Linked DNA regions of Homo sapiens: regions 2 and 3 are each linked to region 1. Evidence: chromatin contacts called from ENCODE Hi-C data. All regions are on one chromosome and are shown on one strand. Each heading gives the region's core, a stretch centred on a gene start or an enhancer-like site at or near the end of the contact. The rest is flanking DNA. Distances are from core to core; before and after follow the strand shown.

Region 1 (4,463 bases), core at 1,964-4,463:
TCTTTCGTAGACTAAAACATTCTTTTCTCTGTCCCATGCACATAGTACCAGGTGCAATGTGGATTTTGAATCAGCACTAGCTGAATTGACATGTTCTACAATACAATTTGCAAGGCACTGTGTGAGTGGCTGCTCGAGCATGGTCACACAAAGAGATGCCTGCATTTATAACCCCAAGTTTCTAAAGCCACTGGGTTAGTCTGCTTCATAGTTTCCTAATTGAAATGTATGTTTGCTTTTTTTTGTTGTTAGACAGTCTCGCTCTGTCACCCAGGCTGGAGCACAGTGGCCCACAATACCACAATATCTCGGCTCACTGTAGCCTCTGCCTTCCGGGTTCAAGCAATTCTCCTGCCTCAGTCTCCTGAGTAGCTGAGATTACAGGCACACACCACCATGCCTGGCTACTGTTTTTTCTTTTTTGAGATGGAGTCTCATTCTGTCATCCAGGCTGAAGTGCAGTGGCACGATCTTGGCTCACTGAAACCTCTGCTTCCCAGGTTCAAGTGATTCTCCTGCCTCAGCCTCCCAAGTAGCTGGGATTACAGGTGCCTGCCACTGCACCCAGCTAATTTTTGTATTTTTAGTAGAGATAGGCTTTCACCATCTTGGCCAGGCTGGTCTTGAACTCCTGACATCGTGATCCACCCACTTTGGACTCCCAAAGTGCTGGGATTACAGGTGTGAGTGAGCCACTGCGCCCGGCCAATTTTTGTATTTTTAGTAGAGACGGGGTTTCACTGTGTTGGCCAGGCTGGTCTTGAACTCCTGACCTCAGGTGATCCACCCACCTCGGCCTCCCAAAATGCTGGGATTACAGGCATGAGCCACAGTGCCTGGACTATTTGCTTTTTTAAAAAAAACAAATTCCTTGATTTTCAAGACTGCTCATTCAAAATAAACTCATAAAGAATGGCTCAACAGTAAGTGCTTTCAGTAAGTTGTAGCCCTATTTGGGGGTGTGTTGTTCACCCAAGTTTTGGTGGGTGTACATGTGTTGTCATTTCGTGGGCTTCTTCTTTTCCCTGGTCCTCTCACATTTCTTCACTCCACCTTGGTCTGTCGGACCCCTGTCCTGCGATCAGAAGTTGAGGAGTGGGAGACTTACTGGATCTAGCCAGAGTTTAAACTCTTCTGTCTTCCTTACCTGGATGGATTTCCAGGTAGACTGGTTGTCATGTTTTTAAGATATAAAAGACCCTTTGGGTTTATGCATACATATCAATAGCCTCTTTGGTGTATTAGGAAAGAAGGTGAGAAATAAGCTGTATTTGCATTTATGTGTAAGGATTTGTGTAGGATTTCTTCTCTCAATCAGTAATTTCTTTCAGGCAGATGCTAGACCATGCCTTGTAAAACATGCCAAAGGTTTTGCTGCATATCTTTTAGTCAAATTTAAAAATGGAAATATTTAATGCATTTTTTTTTTGAGATGGAGTCTCACTCTGTGGCCCAGGCTGGAGTGCAGTGGCACCATCTCAGCTTACTGCAGCCTCCGCCTTCCGGGTTCAAGCAATTCTCCTGCCTCAGCCTCCTGAGTAGCTGGGACTGCAGGCGCATGCCGCCACGCCCGGCTAATTTTTTGTATTTTAGTAGAGACGGGATTTCACTGTGTTGCCCAGGCTGGTCTCGAACTCCCGAGCTCAGGCAATTTGCCGGCCTCAGCCTCCCAAAGTGCTAGGACTACAGGCATGAGCCACCTCGCCCGGCCTTTTTTTTTTTTAAACACAGGGTCTTGTTCTGTCACTCAGGCTGGAGTGCAGTGGCAGGCTCATGACTTATCATAACCTGGAACTCCTGAGCCTAAGCGATCTATCTACCTGCCTTAGCCTCCGGCATAGCTGGGACTACAGGCATGCACCACACTCCCAGCTAATTTTTAAATTTTTGTAGAGATGAGGTCTCCCTATGTTCCCCTGGAACTCCCGGTCTCAAGCAATCCTCCTGCCTCAGTCTCCCAAAGTGCTGAGATTGCCAGCATGAGCACCTGGACCTGGTCCAATAAATATTACAAATTCGAATTAGGCATTTCACTTTCATTTATATACATATCCTTTCACAGGATTATTTGATAGTTATTAATGTATATTATGATTGAGTTTTAATAGTTACTTTGGGAAAACAGAAATTACTGTTCCAGTACTTACTTGTAAGTTGTAAGTCCACACAATGCACTTAAACTTCACCTTGTTCAACAGATTCTGTAGCACATGAAACACTTGAAATATGGAAGAGTCACTTCTCTGGGCACTTTGCTCATTTCGTCTGCTATTCATTCACTGATTGGACATTTTATTGATCGACTACTATCTGCTTGGCAAGGTGCTAGAAATAAGAACACTAAGAAAAAGGTCAAGGTTCCTGTCCTCAAGGCCCTCTCTCTCAGTCCAGTGTTGTCAAGGCTTGATGAAACACACCAGTGGCAAACAAGCACGCGGGGCCTTATTTCACCGGTGTGCGGTCCTTCTTCCAGCTCTGAAATTATGTCTATCCAAACATCCTAAATCAACAAATCAGTGTTTCTAAATCATACAACCGCAGCTAACAAACTGGGAATAAGGCTTCGATTATTCTGACTTGATTTAAAACGATCACTGCCAATTCTTTGCCCTGCGAATCCTTTCTTTGACTACTAAGTTAAGCTTTACATACCTCACTTGCAAGAGGCTATGCTGGCTTTCTGGAAATCCGTAATTAAGTTCAGTGTTTGTGGAATGGAGTGTAATTAACGACCATTAATTAACAGGGTTTCGTTCGTGAGAGCCTGCCAGGCTAAGCAGCAGAAACACGAGAAACTGATAAAAAGCTTTCCTCATTTTTAAACAACAGTCGCACGGAAGTTCCCGGCGGGACAAGGGAACGTGGGTGCCCTTGCTACTCCCGTGGACGCGGGTAGATTGGGACGCTGGACCGTATCTCCCCGCCCCCGCCCCCACGCCTCCTCAGGTGCTCAGCCTGAGGCCTTCGTCCAGGAGCGCTGCCGCTGACCCAGGCTCAGGAGCTGGGGGCCCCTGCACAGACGCCCAGGTCTCGGGACAGGCGGCGACTGCACTCACGGAAGTACGCTGAGCTCTCCCCTGTAGAAGGGCGCCTCTCCTCCCCCACTTCCTCCTCCAGCTCCACAGCAGCCTCCCGGGCCGGCTCCTCCTCCTTCCAGGTCTCCTCCCAGTGCCGCCGCGGCTCTCAGGCCTGAGGTGCGGCGCTCACCCCGGCAGTCCCCAGCCTCAGACGCTGCGTGGAGCGGCGGAGCCGGAGGGAAGCAAAGGACCGTCTGCGCTGCTGTCCCCGCCCCGCGCGCTCTGCGCCCCTCGTCCCTGGCGGTCGCTCCGAAGCTCAGCCCTCTTGCCTGCCCCGGAGCTGTCCCGGGCTAGCCGAGAAGAGAGCGGCCGGCAAGTTTGGGCGCGCGCAGGCGGCGGGCCGCGGGCACTGGGCGCCTCGCTGGGGCGGGGGGAGGTGGCTACCGCTCCCGGCTTGGCGTCCCGCGCGCACTTCGGCGATGGCTTTTCCGCCGCGGCGACGGCTGCGCCTCGGTCCCCGCGGCCTCCCGCTTCTTCTCTCGGGACTCCTGCTACCTCTGTGCCGCGCCTTCAACCTAGACGTGGACAGTCCTGCCGAGTACTCTGGCCCCGAGGGAAGTTACTTCGGCTTCGCCGTGGATTTCTTCGTGCCCAGCGCGTCTTCGTAAGTGGCCGCACTTGGAACTGGAGCCGGCCCCCTCCCCCACCGCGCGCACCCACCCAGCGTTTCTCCATTGGGATTGATTTCCGAGAGATCCCGGCGTCTGTCTGTCTCACCCATCCTACCTCTCAGAGTGGTTTATATCCTGGGTGGAGGAAATATTTGGGGAAATGAACTCCCTTTGGTACCCATCACCCAGTTACACCCCGCTTCTCACCTCTTAAAATTGGTTAGGGGCAGCGGGAGAGCTTTGAAGCAGACCTGTGCTTAAAAATCGGGGAAAGTGGGAAATCAACAAAGGCTGGTCTTGCCGGACTCCCCGCCTCCTGTGCCAGTGTCGAGGATTTGGTCAATATCATCCCCGAACTTCTTTTTCTCCTCTACCAGTTAGGCTTCTTGGTAGCCTTTTTCTGCTTTACAGGCTTAACGCCCGTCCTTTTCAGTCTCCCTAAACAAGCCCTCCCCCACTCTTTCCGCCTCTGTCTGATTCTGTTTCTCCTTACTCCTTTTGCAGACATTCTGATGACTTAAAATGACCATACTGTCCTATTGAATTCATTGTGTCTTATCTCTGGGACTGTCAGACATTTGCACATTTGAGGTTGAACAGATGAATTGAATGTGTCATCTGTTCTTTTTATAGTGATTCACTATTTAGGTCATTGTTCAGAAGGAACAAGGGTGTTTGCTGAGTTTTCACTCGCTGCAGGTCATTTGAATACTGCAGTATTTAATAATTCAGTTATGTTTTCAAGTTGCCAACGTTCCGCGTTGCAAGGGCCGTC
Region 2 (4,463 bases), core at 1,060-3,559, 6.6 Mb before region 1:
AACTAATTGGCATGAGAACTACTCGAATGCTTTCGGAAAAAAAAAAAAAAAAGACAGACAGACTGTTGGGCCTCCATTTCCACGTTTCCGATTCAACAGAACTGGGTGAAGCCCAGTAATTTACATTGCTAACAAGCTTCAAGGAGATGATGCTGCTGATTCAGAAGACATTTTTGGAACCAATACACCAGTGTATTAGATCAAAGTTCTTGGCCTTTAACTTATAACCAAGACAGTCTCAGAGCCCCAGTCAACTGAGTTGGGAAAGACTCCATTAAAGTGGCATGGACACTTAAAACTAGGACACTAGCCGGGAGCGGTGGCTCACGCCTGTAATCCCAGCACTTTGGGAGGCCGAGGCGGGTGGATCACAAGGTCAGGAGACAGACACCATCCTGGCTAACACAGTGAAACCCCGTCTCTACTAAAAATACAAAAAATTAGCCAGGCGTGGTGGCGGGCACCTTAGTCCCAGCTACTTGGGAGGCTGAGGCAGGAGAATGGCATGAACTAGGGAGGCGGAGCTTGCAGTGAGCCGAGATAGCGCCACAGCACTCCAGCCTGGGCGACAGAGTAAGACTCCGTCTCAAACAAAACAAAACAAAACAAAAAACAAAAAACAACTGGAAGGACACTTACAGGTGGAAAGGCAACATTCAGAACCAGAGAACAAGAATTGAGGAACAGAGAGAACTCATCAACTGTATCATAGTAGTAATTTACAATAATACAACGCTAACGCTGTGCTCAGTGCCTCATCTGCATTATTTTTCTTTATACTCAAAAAAAGACAATACAGTGAGGCAGGTATTGTATTACTACCTACATGTTTCCAGATGATGAAGCTGACACTAGAGACTTTAGGTAACTTGCTCCAAGTGACAGACCTAATAATAGCTGGATAAAACAGAAATCTTTGGTCTACTAGTCCATCACCCAGGACCAACACAAGTGGCTTTCCTCCACCTACTGATAACGCCTGTAACAATGCTTCTCCTCTCCTGGTCAAAACCACACTTTTAATGTCAATTTTAAATCTGCCCTTCCATAGTAGGATGATAATTTATGTTAACTCCTGAATTCACAAGCAATCCTAAAACAAGGTAAGTCTAAATACAGATAAGAGGTAGGTTAACTGATCTGCTGAGAACCAAGTTTGCTTGCTTATCTGCTATTTCGAGTCTCTGCACATCTAAAAATGCAAAGGAAACTCTTACCTAATTCTTGCATCTAGAATAGCCTTTCTCCAAATCCTGCCTTCTCCACTTACCTCAGAAGAATTGTTAGGATTAAATGGAAATAGGTACCGTGGTTTTTGCAGTTAAACTCAGTGAAATTAACTATTATATTTCCGTTATATAATGCTGTGTTGTAGGACCCAGAGCTCGTTAGAGAGGTGGAGCCTGGAGACCCAAGTTTGGCAGTTATTACCTCACTGGAGATAGTTCAAGTTATGGAAGGATCAAGAATGACAGATGAAGCGGGCACATGAGAAGCGAAGTGTCTTCAAGACTAAACACTAGACACTATCAGTATTTACAGGGCAAATAAATGAAAAAGAAGACGCTAATGAAATTTAAAACAAATAGTCAAAGGGATATAATGCCGGCAAGAGGCATAAGAGTGCAAGTAATTCAACTAACTTTTAATCAACTAGATCTCATTAATCCCACTCCCCTGACCCTGGGACCCGGGCACTAGGAAAGGGGCTTTGGCAAGCCCCAATGGACTCCAGAGGCTCTAAGTATAAAACGCAGTGCACAAGAAACAACACAGCACCAGCGTTGGTGCAGGATTTCAGACAGCTCCAGGAACTTCACAAGGAAGGTCAGCCGGTCCGCTCAGGCAGTCAGTTCATGGCAGCCCATTCCCTCCCCACCTGCTTGGACCTAGCCGCTCTCACACCCCTCTTGCGGGCCCGAGCGTAGCGAGAAGACCCACGCACACTCCAATGCCGCTCACAGCCGTATCAGTGAGCCCGCACCCACTCCTGGGGGTCTTTTACTTCCCACCCGATCCGGCGACCCGCCACCCCCACTCCGCGTCTCTGCCTGCGGGGACTCCACGGAGTTCGATAATTACCTAGAGCTCCACCGCGCCGCCATTACACCGGACGTACGTCACTTCCTCTTCCCGAGCACCGACGGTAGGAAGAAGGCGAATAGTGAAATATTTAAAAACTTGACGCTCAATTGGCTTGACACGTTATCCCTTTAATTTATTTCAAATACCATATCATAATACCAGAGTCAAAGTAGTCGATCCAGGCACACTGTCTTGTTGCCAAAATGGCGACAAAAAAGAGAAGTTGGCATGAACTACAAAGTCCGAAATCCAGCGCCTGTGCTGACGGAAATGAGGAAAGCATAATTGTAGTTTAGCGTGAAATGGCGCGGTGTACGATGGGAATTGTAGTTCATACAGATGCGCGCCAGCGAGTTAACATCCACGCTGCTCACTGGCAGCCTAGTAGTGTTCAGGGTCTAGCCGAATTTACTTTAAAACTATTTCACTGCATTTTGGGGAAATTTTTTTTAAAAAAGCAGTCAGTTGTCACTTTCCTTGAAAAATCTTAAGAGAGAGATTTTCCTGAGACTTTATAAGAGTTTGACCAACAGTTAAGTGCCTAATAAATTCCAAGATATCCAGGCCATAAGAATGGGAGAATATTAAATCATAAATAGAGTGAAATAATGAGGAAAAACTAATTCTATAGAGACTGTGTTGCCTCTCTTTTAGGTTAAGGTACCAACTGGTATGACCTGAGAATAAAGAGATTGCCTGGCTGAGTAGGAAGTAGCAGTTTGTACAGCGTGCAGAACTAGGGCATCAAACAGTTTCTTTAAACTTCACTTTTCACTAGTAACAAAACCTAAAAGTTCAACTACTTGCTATTTTGGAAACTCTCTTCCTAAACCAAGAATATCTTTATGTTATCAAATCTTTCATAAACCAGGACTGGTTTCTCCACACACTTCTCTATTACAGTTTTAGGGTGCTGTGCTTCCACTCCTTTCTGGAGGCAGAGTGTGATGATTAAGAATAAAAACACTGCAGTTGGACTACTTATTTTGAATCTTGAGTCCTTTTATTATTTATGGATGACTGGGGCAAGTAACTTCACATTCTGTGGCCGTTTCCTGATCTGTTAAATGGAAATACCAATAGTATCCATCCAGGCAGTAGTTTTAAGAATTGAATTAGTTGATACACAAGATGCATTTAAGATAATTGCTAGTATACAATAGTGTTATCTATTTTATTTCATATTTAAGATATTTGGCCATTGTTGATGGTGCATTTTGGTGCACCAATACAGGGCACAGGAGATGGATCTGGAGATGAACATTTGTATTCATATATTTAAAAACCCACAATACTACCGGTGATGGTTAATTCTGAATGTCAACTTGATTGGATTGAAGGATGCAAAGTATTGATCCTGGGTGTATCTGTGAGGGTGTTGCCAAAGGAGATTAACAGTTGAGTCAGTGGACTGGGGAAGACAGACTCACCCTTAATCTGGTGGGAACAATCTAATCAGCTACCATCGAATATAAAGCAGGCAGAAAAATATGAAAAGGCAAGACTGGCCTAGCCTCCCAGCCTATATCTTTCTCCCATGCTGGATGCTTCCTGCCCTCAAACATTGGACTCCAAATTCTTCAGTTGTGAGACTCAGACTGGCTCTCCTTGCTCCTCAAGCTTGCAGACAGCCTATTGTGGGACCTTGTGATTGTGTAAGTTAATACTTAATAAACTCCCCTTTTTATATATATATCCTTATATATAGATATATATATTAGGATATATATATAAGGATATATATAAAAAATAGGATATATATGTAATAGGATATATATACGTGTGTGTGTGCGTGTGTGTGTATCTATCTATCTATCTATCTATCTATCTATCTATCTATCTATATCCTATTAGTTCTGTCCCTCTAGGGAACCCTGATGAATATACTACCTCTACAACTATCAACAGAAATAGGAAAGTTAGGGTTGAGCAGAGGAGAACTAGATGGAGCTGGAAAAGAATTGGATTTGTCAGTTGGGTCCTTCAGGAAGCAGACACTGAGAAAGAGTTATGAATAATAAAGGTGAAAGGAAAATGGAGGAAATAGTAGCTCCAGAATAAAGATGAAGAGGCCTACAATGGGATGAAATGGCTAGGCCCTTGTACCAGTTTTGCTCAGTCACTGGCTAGAGCCACCCCAAGAAGAGTGTGGCCTCAACTAAAAACCCAAGGTGGACATGAAGATTCAACAGTTGAAGGCTGTCACCTAACCACACTGCTTGCAGCTAGGCTACAAGCAAGTCCTTTCTTGAAGAGGTATCTGAGCAGCATCTCTCTGTGCCTGTCACAGTCTCCATACACCCAGTCTCCATACACCTTTCAGGAACAACTTTTCCAGGGTTCTAGTGCACATTTCTTCCTAAAAAAAATTTAGAAGT
Region 3 (4,463 bases), core at 518-3,017, 5.6 Mb before region 1:
AATTGAATGAGTGTATGTCCAGCACCTAGCAACATATAGCCCTCAATAAAGTTAACTGAATGACTGTGTCTTTGGAAAATTATGGAAATGTAACTTACTCTTTAGAGTTGCTATCAAGCCTTTACCAAAAGTTTTCTATTAGGAGAAATAGTAAGCAAATACGTTGGCTCACTCAGTCTTTTCTTCTTTCCCTTAACTCTATACATCTTTTGACTGCCATTCTCACTCCCTTTGTGAACTGCACATTCTCACAGCACCCCTGCCCCTGGACACTTGTGGGAGAGGAATCCACAAATTCCTTTGAGGCTCCATCACCGGAACAAGTTCTCAGTAGCTGGAGAAGGCCTGGGTGGCAAACAGGAAGTTTTTGTATTCTGGCTACTTTGTGCCGTGGGGTAAAAACCGCAGAGTCCACCTGGAGACTGCAAAAAGAATGGTAGAACAAACAAAACTGTCACTATCTCCACCTAAAGCTTTTCTGGGTGGACATTCTGACTCAACATCACTCAGAACTTTTCTTTCCAGAACTGGCTCCTCATGTGCAAGACAGAAGAGTCCCGCAGAAAAGTGTCATGTTTTAGCTCTCATCGCCACCCCCCAACCCCAAACTCTTCTCCTTCACTTTTAAGAATGTTGAGCGGGACATTTTAAACACTGTTTTGGATTTTTAAGGTTTCAAATAATCCGAAGGACACTTCCCTTTGGCAGCGACAGTTGCAAGCTATGAGCCAAAAAGAAATAGAGGTTGTTCCCCTAATCTCCAAATACATTCTACCCTCTTCAATTCCCAGGACCCCAACTTGTCCCTTCCTCCAGCTTACGCGAGGGGCAAGTGGCAGCTCTTCTCCGCCTGCGTGCCTGGCCTCGTCAACAACACCCATTAGTCTCCCGTCTCCCGGGGCGGCGGGGGACTCCCAACCACGCGCCCAGGGCCCTTGCCCAGGTACTGGGGCCCCGGGAGCCACGACGGCCCCCGCGCAGGCGGATGGGATGGAACCAGCCCTGGGGACGCGGGTAGCCCAATGGGCAGCCTCGCCCCGGAGGCGGGCCCAGGCCGGAAGCCACCCCGCGGCACAGCGGCCCCGCGATACGGTGCCCGCGCCCCCGCCTTCTCTGGCACAGGCTCCGCGGCCAAGGGCGGCAGGGGCCAGCCCGCCGGGTCCCCGCCGCGCTCTTTGTCCTGGCCGCGCGCGGGCGGACGCGTGCACCCCCAGGGTGAGGGGAGGTGTGGAGAGCGCGCACGGGAGCGCGCGGGAACAGCTCGCGCCCGCCGGGCGTCGGCGGCGCGCGCCCCTCCGCCAGGCAAGCAGCGAGCACGCGCGTCGCCGCCGCGCCCGCCCCTCCCCCCCGCGCTCGCCTCGGAACTTGCTGACTGCGCGGCCGGGAGGAGCCGAGCCGGGCGGCGGCGGCGGGAGGCTACAGCGCGCGGGGGTCTCCCGCGTCCCCTCCGCCTCGCCGGGAGCTCGCGCCCTCGCCCAGCCGAGCTCCCACCCCCGCTTTTTTCCGAAGGCGCTGGGCGGCGCCACCCTCCGGCCGGAGCCCGGCACTGCACAACCCCCTCCGACTTTCAATGTTCCACACTCCCCGGCCAGAGCCTCCTCGGCTTCTTTTTTTCCCTCCCCCCCCTTCCCCCCCCCACAGCTGCCTCCATTTCCTTAAGGAAGGGTTTTTTTCTCTCTCCCTCCCCCACACCGTAGCGGCGCGCGAGCGGGCCGGGCGGGCGGCCGAGGTAAGGCGGCGGGGCCGGGGGGCCGCGTGGGGGGCGGCCGGGGCGGCGGCGGCGGTGGGGGAGGGGGCGGGGGCGGGCAGCTTTGTTCGCGCCGGGCGCCCGCGTCGCCGGTGTCCGCGAGCCGCGGCGGGGCCGGCTGGGCTGCTCGCATCACTTGGCGCCCGGCGCGGCGAGCGCTACCCGCGGCCCCCGCGCGGCCCTCCCCACAAAGGGCCGCGGAGCTGCGTGGCCGCCGCCGCCGGCCGTGGCTCGCCTCCGCGGGCGCGGAAATTTGTTGCACTTCTTGGGGCTTTGTTTATTTGTTTGTTTTTTCTCTGGGTTTCTTATTTTTTTCGTTATTTTGGACAAAATGTCGGTCCGTGATATAAAAATTGAGCGAGGAACCTTGGTGGCATTGGGAGCTTTGCAGAAGGTGCAGTTTGAATTCTGCTTTTCCCAGGGTGGCAGCTCGGTCTTGGCCGGATGAATCTTCGCTGCTGGCCGTGGAAACAGCTAGAGCAGCTCGTTAGTTGATTTTTAAATTTCCAAGTGTTGTGTTTAAAGGCTTTACGTGCACTGAGGAGGAATCGCCACCTTAAATAAGCATATGGGCGATTAACAGGGTGTGTTTTCCTCTCGGAAAGGGAATTTGGTAGCTTTGACCAATGTCAGTGTGTAAATATTTAGACGTTATTAGTGACTTTTAAACATTTTTCAGCGAGATCTGTTATTTACAGTGTGTCATATGTTATTAATGCTTGTTGCCTAAGTTCCTTGGCAAATCTGTTTCATGCCTTCTGAGAAAGTAGACAATTGATAGATTGTCCAAGAGACGGAAAAAAATGTGAGTGGGTTTTCTAACTTGAGTTCGGCAAATCCCTTAACGCTGGCGTTGTGTGACACATCACCTCCCTTGTACGTACCCCTGTTGTACGATGAAATAAGTGTGAACACTTTTGAAGCTTTTTCATTACAAGACGATTTTAGATGACTAGAAGAAAATGCTGTTGGTTTATTTCCTAGATTTAACATTTTCTCCTCCTCCTCCCCTGTTCTCTTTAAAAGTTTTCCAAGAGATAACTTCACCAAGATGTCCAGTGATAGGCAAAGGTCCGATGATGAGAGCCCCAGCACCAGCAGTGGCAGTTCAGATGCGGACCAGCGAGACCCAGCCGCTCCAGAGCCTGAAGAACAAGAGGAAAGAAAACCTTCTGCCACCCAGCAGAAGAAAAACACCAAACTCTCTAGCAAAACCACTGCTAAGTTATCCACTAGTGCTAAAAGGTAATGTGTAAAAGAAGGATCCAGCACACTTTGTCAGGTTGTCTTCCAGGTGGTTGGACGCTTTTGTTGGTTTTACCTCAATAGCAGTAGTTCAGAAATATTTACTTCATTATCAGTTTAATTGTACTTGAATGAGTTGTCATTCTTTAGGTGGTATGTAAGCAACATTACTAGAATTATACTTTTAAGCAAACTTAATTCTGTACTTCGGTAACTTCAGTTAAGAGTGTCCTTGAGTAGAGATTAGACTAACATTCTGACAGATTGTTTAAGGAGTTGGCAAGGAAAATTTGGTGAACCCAAATTAGATGGTACTTTGGGGATGTTCCTTTTATGAGTCATAATCTTCTTTAATGAAATTGACACTTCCAGAGATTAGCAGTGCCTCTCTTCATGAAACTTAATGATCAGAAATGATCATATTTGCTAGAAAATTTGCAAATTCAGGCCTTTGCTATATTTGAAAGCAGATTTAAAATTGTGCTGCAAATCTGCTTACAGTTTTACAAAACATGACTTTCAATCGTATATCACAGGTAACTTTCCTGGTTAAATTATGATTATCCCTTCCTGTGCTTGTGAGGGCAAATCAAACTGAAAAGTAGCCCTTTACAATTTGAGGTGTCACTAGTGATAGAAAACTTGCATTGTCCTTGGGCCTCTTCACTCTGAAACTTGTGGATGTGCTTGACAAGTTAATACTCAACAGCAGGAGAAACATATTTAATTGGATGTAAGTGAAAGATCATTTGTTTCCTATTGATTGATGTTTTCTGATGGAGAAAAAAAGATTCTGTCAATGAGACTCTTATCAGTGGTAGTAGTAGTGGAATATCCACAAACTCTAGTAATTATACATAAAATGTATAATGTTTACAGCATTAACCAATTTTGACATTTTGTTAATTTTTATTGATAACTAAAGGAAAAAGAATATAAAAACTGATCAAATATTGCATTCTGTGGTGATTCATAAATACTCATATTTTTCTATGGATTTTCACCCTTATTGTCTCAGTAATGAAGTATTAATAACTTGATAATATTTTTGAATGGCAGCAGTCTTTGACATAATTTAAAATTCTCAATTTGGTATAGTGTTGATGCGGAACATATTAGACACATCTAAAGTTTTGAAATCATCTTAAATTTGAATCAAATCAGAGAACTGCTTTTCTCCCCCTTAACTCAGGCCTATGTATTTTCTCCTCTTTCTCTCAATGTTTATTAAATTTAAGTGCTGTACCTAAAATCAGGGAAAACAGAAATGGTTAAATTAGAATGTCAAGTAGTCTTTGAAAGTTTTTCACAAGTAAAGATATTTGTAAATTTTAAACTTTTTTTTTGACAGATAAAATATTGTCAGAACTGTTAATGTGCTCTTGCAGTAGCCTGTTAATTTTTACCTCAGTAAAAGTCACTTCAAGTCCTTGTCAAATATTCCAGTGCTTTCCCTCCTCCCTTTTTGTCT

Evidence for each region. Hi-C counts contacts between places; a loop is a spot of excess contacts on that map. Pooled maps may share reads with other maps.
Region 2: a loop to region 1 is called in a pooled map, with 19 times the contacts of the local background. The contact joins the promoter of CWC22 here to the promoter of ITGAV in region 1. A Hi-C loop is called at or near these places in 7 of 50 pooled maps.
Region 3: a pooled map shows a loop between it and region 1 (4-fold over the local background). The contact joins the promoter of UBE2E3-DT here to the promoter of ITGAV in region 1. A Hi-C loop is called at or near these places in 4 of 50 pooled maps.

Annotation. Positions count from the first base shown.
Region 1 is chr2:186,586,843-186,591,305 of GRCh38, forward strand. It overlaps ITGAV (integrin subunit alpha V), which reads left to right and starts at 3,214. Exons shown (of 30, transcript NM_002210.5): 1 at 3,214-3,681. The coding sequence starts at 3,497. It overlaps LOC124906105 (a long non-coding RNA gene), which reads right to left and starts at 3,054. Exons shown (of 2, transcript XR_007087465.1): 1 at 2,148-3,054. RefSeq lists a silencer at 3,277-3,506 and an enhancer at 3,637-3,696.
Region 2 is chr2:180,004,988-180,009,450 of GRCh38, forward strand. It overlaps CWC22 (CWC22 spliceosome associated protein), which reads right to left and starts at 2,310. Exons shown (of 20, transcript NM_020943.3): 1 at 1,880-2,310. RefSeq lists an enhancer at 1,458-1,990.
Region 3 is chr2:180,979,245-180,983,707 of GRCh38, forward strand. UBE2E3-DT (UBE2E3 divergent transcript) reads right to left here and starts at 1,768. Exons shown (of 2, transcript NR_187176.1): 1 at 822-1,768; 2 at 1-422. UBE2E3 (ubiquitin conjugating enzyme E2 E3) reads left to right here and starts at 1,361. Exons shown (of 6, transcript NM_006357.4): 1 at 1,361-1,729; 2 at 2,774-2,992. The coding sequence starts at 2,799. RefSeq lists a silencer at 779-1,638.